Linked DNA regions of Mus musculus: regions 2 and 3 are each linked to region 1. Evidence: chromatin loops called from intact Hi-C (ENCODE). Cell type or tissue: heart. All regions are shown on one strand. Region 1 holds the start of Amn1 (antagonist of mitotic exit network 1). Region 2 overlaps 4732416N19Rik (RIKEN cDNA 4732416N19 gene). Region 3 has its middle 23 kb from the start of Gm38930.

The links. Peaks named below come from ENCODE experiments on the same cell type or tissue, not always from the same donor. Only the 100,000 strongest peaks of a DNase experiment are listed, where the experiment ranks them.
Region 2: a loop joins it to region 1, with 5 times the contacts of the local background. A loop is called at or near these places in 3 of 42 quality-filtered maps.
Region 3: a loop joins it to region 1, with 2.3 times the contacts of the local background. A loop is called at or near these places in 8 of 42 quality-filtered maps.

Annotation. Positions count from the first base shown.
Region 1 is chr6:149,187,476-149,189,975 of GRCm38, reverse strand. Amn1 (antagonist of mitotic exit network 1) reads left to right here and starts at 1,264. Exons shown (of 7, transcript NM_001113424.1): 1 at 1,264-1,370. The coding sequence starts at 1,333. In heart, a CTCF peak has its summit at 1,173; a DNase peak (open chromatin) is centred at 1,205; H3K4me3 peaks cover 1,815 bases; H3K27ac peaks cover 1,768 bases.
Region 2 is chr6:148,213,660-148,216,159 of GRCm38, reverse strand. The region is part of intron 1 of 4732416N19Rik (RIKEN cDNA 4732416N19 gene); the gene reads right to left. Among named protein-coding and RNA genes, the nearest start is that of Ergic2, 2.5 kb to the right of the region's middle. In heart, a CTCF peak has its summit at 1,170 (motif pointing left); no DNase peak of the experiment used is centred here.
Region 3 is chr6:149,374,122-149,376,621 of GRCm38, reverse strand. No RefSeq gene overlaps it. Among named protein-coding and RNA genes, the nearest start is that of Gm38930, 23 kb to the right of the region's middle. In heart, a CTCF peak has its summit at 1,251 (motif pointing right); a DNase peak (open chromatin) is centred at 1,221.

The DNA.
Region 1 (2,500 bases):
AAAGTTTATTGACTACTTAATTCAGGCTTATCGATTAGGGACATAGAAAGGACTTGGGAACCAGACTGTGCTACCTAGGGCAGACTGGTTATAGGAAAACCAAGTGCAGAAGACATTGTAAAGCCCCAGAGTATCATTACCTGCCGGGAGACACACACCCCCGCCCCCCCATCCGAAGTGAAATGAGACTCTCAGATCCATGCAAAAGCAAGAGGTTTATTTTTCTGGTCCGCTGGGATCGACCTTCAGCGGTCTCTCAGGCAAGAGACCAAGAGACCGGAGGCGACCCTACATACAAGCACCTTTTATACATTTTTAAGCCTATTACAGTAACAACACCTAAGCCCTTGGTGATAAGTTGTTAGGCTGACCTTTTGGCTGATTGGCTGGGCCAATATCAGATCATCCTGGGAGAGTAACTTCGTTCCCCAGAGGGCCCAGGTGGCCTTCAGCCAGGACGTTGTATGATTTTTCTGAGAAGTGTTTTGTCAGTCATTTCTGCGAAATCGTCCTGGGGTCGGGAGCGAGAAATTCTCCCTTGAGGCCTAATACCCTCTCCTGGAGCCATCTCAGGGTTCGATCAGAGTCGCTTAGTCTTATCAGTATTATGAGCTGCCCTCTAAGCTGACTGGTACTAAGTGAGATGGGTAAGGTGGTAGTTAGGGGTTTCCAGAGTATTGAGCTAACAGAGCATGAGTATTATGGAGAACGTTATGTCAGCTACGAATAATTACTTCTAGGAAGCACAATCTGAGAACCTGTACTTAATTTCACCTTATGAGCAATATGGAGACTAAAATCAAAATAGCTAGTCATGTTAAACGGAACAGGCCTTAATATGTCCCATTCCTGGAATGACCCAGGACTGCATGGTTCAGCTCTTGCTTCAGGCGCACTCTGTGGAGATGACTACTGCAGTCCTGTAAACCCCGTGTTTGAAGTCGGTGTCTGTATCTGACTAGAGACTTGGTTTGCTTCATGGGACCTGGCATCGCACCAGCAAAAGCAGTGACCTGCCATTAGCCTTTGCCTGGACAGCGACTTCTGGCGACTCTTGGGCAGGAGAAGCAGTAACTGGCAATAGCGGGCAGGAAGAACTACAAGTCCCAGGGGGCTTTGCTCCCGCTTTGGATGCCTCTACATTTTGTGCCAGTTAGTTCTGAGCAGCCCTCAGTTCTGCCCAGAGAGAGCGCTGAACTTCCTCTTCCGCTCCTAATGTGGCCACGCCCCAGGTCCAACTCTGTGACGTCATTTAGGTTTACCAGTCCTGCGCGACCGGAAGTTGGTTGTGGAGGGCCGCAACTGCCGTCCAGGCTTAAGAGGGCTTCCGCGATGCCTTTGTCCGGAGTAGTCAGTCAGCTCCTGGAACTGTGAGTCCGCCCCAGCTCCCAGTCCCTTCCCTCACGTCCTGCTGGCTCCTAGTCCTTGTCCCGGCTTTGTGTCTGGTCTCTGAGGACTGTGGTGCACCGTGGGGCTGGCGGCTCCACCCGATGGCCTGTCTCAGGTGGGCGTTGAGGGTGAAGGCAGAACAAAAGAAACCTGGAGCCAGGCTGGACCAACAAACCTCCACTAATACCGGCGTGACTCGCTAGCTTTGGGACCATGAACAGTAACAATCTCTCCCGATTGTACAGGAGAGCTTTCTAAAATTCGGATAACAGTAGGGCGTGGCAGTTCACGCCTATAATCCCAGCTATCCGGAAACTGAAACAGGATTGCCACAAATTCGAAGCTAACGGGGTAATGTTGTAATACACACGCATACCCAAGCAAATCGCGTATTAGTACCTGTCTCAAGGAGTCTTTGTAAGAATCAGCTTAACATATGTAAAGCCCTTAATCCAAACACTTCTTGAGAATTCAAGTTGAAGTTCAAGGCTCTTCAGCCATATAGTGAGTTAGAGGCAGGCTTTAGTATTACTTGTTATTTCTATTTTTAGAAAGAAAAACTATTAACAGAAAAGCAGGAATGGTTTAACAATTGGAAACTACAAAGACTACATTGGTTCCGTTGTTGACTTAACAGTACATAAACAAATGTTATTTCTTGCCTAAGTTCCAGCTTTTTCTTCTGTATTGTTTTGTTGCTATTTATTTTTCCTTGAGACAGTCTCATGTAGCCTATGCTGGCCTAGAACACATTGTGTGTGTAGCCAAGGATAACTTTAAACTTCTGATCCTTCTTCATTCATTTCCTGAATGTTGAGATTACAGACACACACTATATTATTCCCAGTTTACCTCAGCCTCCTGAGCCCGAGGCAAGCATAATGCCAACTCAGTTATATCCCCAACCCTTTTGTTTTGAGACAGAATCTTATGTAGCACAGGCTGGCCTCAGACCCACAATGTCAGGCTAACCTTGAACTCTTGAGTCTTCTGCCCCAGCCTTCCAAATGCTGAGATTATAGACTTGAGTTATCAGCACCAGCTTTGGCTTTGGCTTTTTGAGGACAGGGTCTCATGTAGCATAACAGGCTAGAAATTCATTGTGTGGCAA
Region 2 (2,500 bases), 970 kb after region 1:
GATATGCTGGCCTAAGATTTTTCCCAAATGTGGTAAACTCAACTATACAGTATAGTCTGTGATAGTGGAGGGAACTGCATTCGAGTTCTCTCCTATAATAACTAAAAATAAACTTTAAAAAAACAATACATTTCCAGAGGTTAACATTCCTTACACAGCCACTTCACCATCTGATAGTTAATGGCTTCCTAGCTGTCAAATTATCGACTTACTTTCCTCTCTCTGCTTATACAGGCATCATGAGACACTTTTAAGTGTTTTACTCAAGCTGGAATTCATTAACTTTATTCTGTTTCCCCAGCCACCTCATAATTAGATCTTCTAAAGTGAAATTAGGTTAATTTAGTGTGGCATGTTAAGGACCGTGTGCTGGCTTCTCATGGCCAACAAGTCCTTCTAGTATTGAAATACCGTCAGCCTAACACCTTGCTTTCACATTGTGCTTTTAATCAACAAATATCTATGATCTGCTATAAACATCAATTGGCTTAATCCCCATTGAGTAACATATTACATTATAATCTCAAAAAATTATGTAAACGAAAACTGAGGCACAGCGTGAGGTGAAGGAACATGCCCAAGGTCACAGATTTTAAAAGTGGTAACGACTGTGGCCCACGCTGGGCTCAGCAGGGTGGCTATGAGTCAACCCATAGACCTCCTTGCACTGTCAGGGGGGAGTGGGGAGCTTGTCCTCTGAGACCAGCAGCTCATCCTACAGCACATGGATGAAAGTCATTGAGCATGAAGTTGACATGAAGTTCTGAAACCACTGGGAAACCATGGAGGAACCCTCAAGATGTTGACAGCTGCAAGACAGGAAAAACTGACAAATGGAATTATACAAAACTAATTTAAAAAACCATTATGTACAACAAAGAAAATCATCATCAGAGCAAAAAGACCACACAATGAAAGAGAATCTATCCATGGTGGCTGTGCCCAGAAGAGGGTAGAATCCAGCAGACTCTAACCACAGACTATGGAAGAGGCATCTAACCCTAATAGTCAAGCATTTCTTGGGGGCAGGTCATTTCAAGATCTCAAATTTCCTTTTAAACAACACTCCAAGAAATGTATTGAAACAAATCTGGGCGTTGATTCGTGTCTAAAAACAGCAACAGTGAGAACAGGCAAAGCTGAATGAACCTGGTCGCCATCTAGTGCTAAAACACGGAAGTGACAACCAGCTCAGAGAAAACCATCCCCCTCAGGACAAACAGGCTCAGTATCTGACCCCTGGGAGCACATGTGTCATACCAGCTTGTACCAAGAGCATTTAGGGAACCCTGAGCTTGTCTAGTACTCAAAGTACTCGACCAGAAACTGTCCAGGCAGTAACCTGCATGGGCAAAGTCCCAGTGAGCTGCTGAGATCATTGTTTAAAGGAAATTTGATGAGTTTAAGGAAAATACAGAAAGATTTCAATATCTTATCAGAGAATCTCAAAAAGCTGAAAGGAACTAAACAATTCCCAAGATTAAAAATAAAGTTGGGAACTACTGAAATATCATGGACCTACATATTCATATAAATAAGAAAACTCAGATTTTCAAGCTCCAAGTAGGTACATGGAAAAAATGGCAGAAGCCCATAAATGACAATGTTGAAAACGTGTTCAGAGCAAAGTGTGGTGGCTCACACCTGTGGGGTCACATTTATGCTCCTTCATCTCAGGTCCTTCCACATGTTTGCTATATAGCAAGATATCCTTTCACCTGTGTCTGCTTCAGGAAAACATCCTTTCATCTATGTCTGCTTTAGCAAGACATCCTTTCACCTGAGTGCCCCAGCAAAACATCATTTGACATAACTAACTTTCCAAAGAAACTATAAGTTTCTACTTCACACACCTGTAATCCCTTGGGAAGCTGAGGCAGAAGATCTGCCCAAGTTCATGATCAGCCTGGGATATAGGTAAAGTCTGTCTGGGCAAATAAAAACTAGTTAATACAAAATATGAATAGAGAATTAGTAGTCACCTCTAGCTGAAGCCTGTGATAAAGAGGCTCTATGTACAGCTGAGAAGCTGGGCAACAGTTTCAGGACAAACAACACTGAGATTGGCAGCTAGGGAGAAGAAACAAACACAGAAGACTGTGATCCAATCAAATTTGAGGCTGGTGGTGATGTTCATATATAAAGAAGAATAGATTTGGGTTAGGAATAAGACATGCCGGGCGGTGGTGGCACACGCCTTTAATCCTAGCACTTGGGAGGCAGAGGCAGGCGGATTTCTGAGTTCGAGGCCAGCCTGGTCTACAGAGTGAGTTTCAGGACAGACAGGGGTACACAGAGAAACCCTGTCTCGAAAAAACAAAACAAACAACAAAAAAAGAATAAGACACAAAAGCCACTTGAGGTACATGTGAACCTTAGAGAGTAATATTAGTTTCTCTTTTGTTATTAACTAGCTAAAGCTTGTCCCCAATCTACGGAGAATTAAAAGGATGTCATAAAAATATAGTTTGAGCATTTTAACCCTACTCCTAAACCTCTC
Region 3 (2,500 bases), 190 kb before region 1:
ATAAGCTCAAGTTTCTGGCAAGTGTGTAGAACATTTTCCTAACTAGTGATTGATGTTTGTGATGGTTTGTATATCCTTGGACCAGGGAGTGGCACCATCTGGAGGTGTGGCCTTGTTGGAATGGGTGTGACCTGGTTGGAATGGGTGTGTCATTCTCGGTGTGGGTATGAGATCTTCACCCTAGTTGCCTGGAAGTCAGTCTTCCACTAGCAGCCTTTGGATGAAGACATAGAACTCTCAGCTCTGCCTGTGCCATGCCTGCCTGGATGCTGCCATGCTCCATGATAATAATGGACTGAACCTCTGAACCTGTAAGCAGCTCCAATTAAATGTTGCTTTTTATAAGACTTGCCATGGTCATGGTGTCTGTTCACAGCAGTAAAACCCTAACTAAGACAATGTTGGAGGGTCCAGTTCTATAACAAACAAACCAAAAAAAGCAGGCTGAGCAAGCTAGGGAAAGCAAACCAGTAAGCAGCATGACTCCATGGCTGCTGCATCAGCTCCTGCCTCCAAGTTCCTGCCCTGATTGAGTTCTTGTCCTGACTTCCTTCAATGATGAACAGTTATATAGAAGCGTAAGTCAAATAAACCCTTTCCTCTCCAAGTTGCTTTGATCATTGTGTTTTTAGCACACCAATAGTTACCCTAAGACATAGAATTACAGAGTCTCGTCTATCTTTCCAATATGGCCATATTTAATAAATCTTCTCTTACTGACTTCCGCTATTAATTTGACTCATTTAATTGGCCCACTGAGGACCGATAACTGAACCTGGTTTGGGGTACAGGCTGTGGCCTCTAAGCTTGATAACAGCATGAGGCTTCAACGTTTCCCTGAGAAGGTGATACTGAGCGGAAACTTAGAATTCATTCAGGATGAAGAATTCTGAACACAACTGATATATTCAATATTAGTACAATTACTTGACCTTTTTTTTATAAAAATGAAAGGAAGTAGAAATTCTGGTATTGTATTTTGCTTCTCCATATTTTTTTCTTTCTTTTTGTTTGTTTGTGGCAGAGTCTCACTATGTAGTCCTGGCTGTCCTGGAACTCACTATGTAGACCAGGCTGGCCTTGAACTCAGAAATCTACTTGCCTCTGAACTCTTAAGCACTGGGGTTAAAGGTGTGTGCCACCATGCTGAGCCTTCATGTTTTTTGTGCACACCTCTGACTGGTAGTCTCTGGAATCTGATAAAGGATTTGTTTCTTCACATCAGAAGTCATTAAGTGACTATCACCACCTGATGGCAGCAGTGTCCCACAACTGAGAGGTCACTTCAACCATAACACTAGGCAAGAAGTGACATGTAGATCCCTACTCCTAACCACATACTGAGCCGATGGAAAGCAGAAGTAAAAAGATCCTGTCAGGCCCAATCTTTGTTATCTGAAAAATTTAAACAATTATACACATTTACAAAGCACAGAATTGAAGTGAAAGTTTCTGGTTTCATTAAAAAAAAAAAAAAACTCAGTGGTGTCACATGATGTTTTTCTGGACGCTGTCTTGGGGGAGGGTACATGATGCTTTTCCTTTCACTATCTTCAGGGTTCTACTTATATTCTTTCTGAATATCACCACCACCCACCACCCTCTCAAGTATCTGTTTTCAGCAAAATATCACATGACCTTTCTCAAGACAGCTTCCAGAAAAACATCATATGACCTTCTCACAAGACAACTTCCAAGAAAACATTACATGACACAGCTAAGGTTTTAAAAATCTGTAGGTTTACAGTCTATACAAATCTATTAGAGTAATTAATATTTTTGCTTGCTTATCACTGTTTAAAACCTTCAGGATTTTCTCCTCTAGTTCATCTTAACACACATAATAAGTTGTTGGGGACTATTGAAACTAAGCTTTATGGAAATTTCTTGTGAAGAATTTGTGGTCATTCTGTACTGGTAGTTTGGCAATTAGCAAGGAGTCTCATGTAGCTTAGCTTATTTATTGTAATGTGTAACTAGTCATAAAAATAGACCCAAGAAATTACATTTCTTGAGATTTACATAACTGCCATGTCTTAAGACTAGATTACAAAGATGTATCATGCATCAATTGTATGATCTGATGACCCTCATTGTAAAGAAACCTATACCAGTCTGGGAACACCCATCAGGTGTAGTTTTCCCTGGATGGGTTGAAACATTCCCCACCAAGCAGGAAACAGCTACCGTGGTAGCTAAGAAGATATTAGAAGAAAATTTTCCAGAGGTTCAGAGTGCCCAAGGTAATTAGATTGGACAATCGATGGTTCTGCTTTTGTCTCTTAAGGTAAGTCAGGGATTGGCAGAGATATTGGGGACTAATAGGAATCCCCATTGTGTGTACTGTCCCCAGAGCTCAAAGCAGATAGAGAAAATAAACAGAACCCCTACAAGAGACCTTGGCTAAGTTGACCTTGGAGACTGGCTTTGACTGGTTGGTGCCCCTCCCCTTGGCCCTGAACACCCCCTACCATTTTAACCTGACCCCTGTTGAGATCCT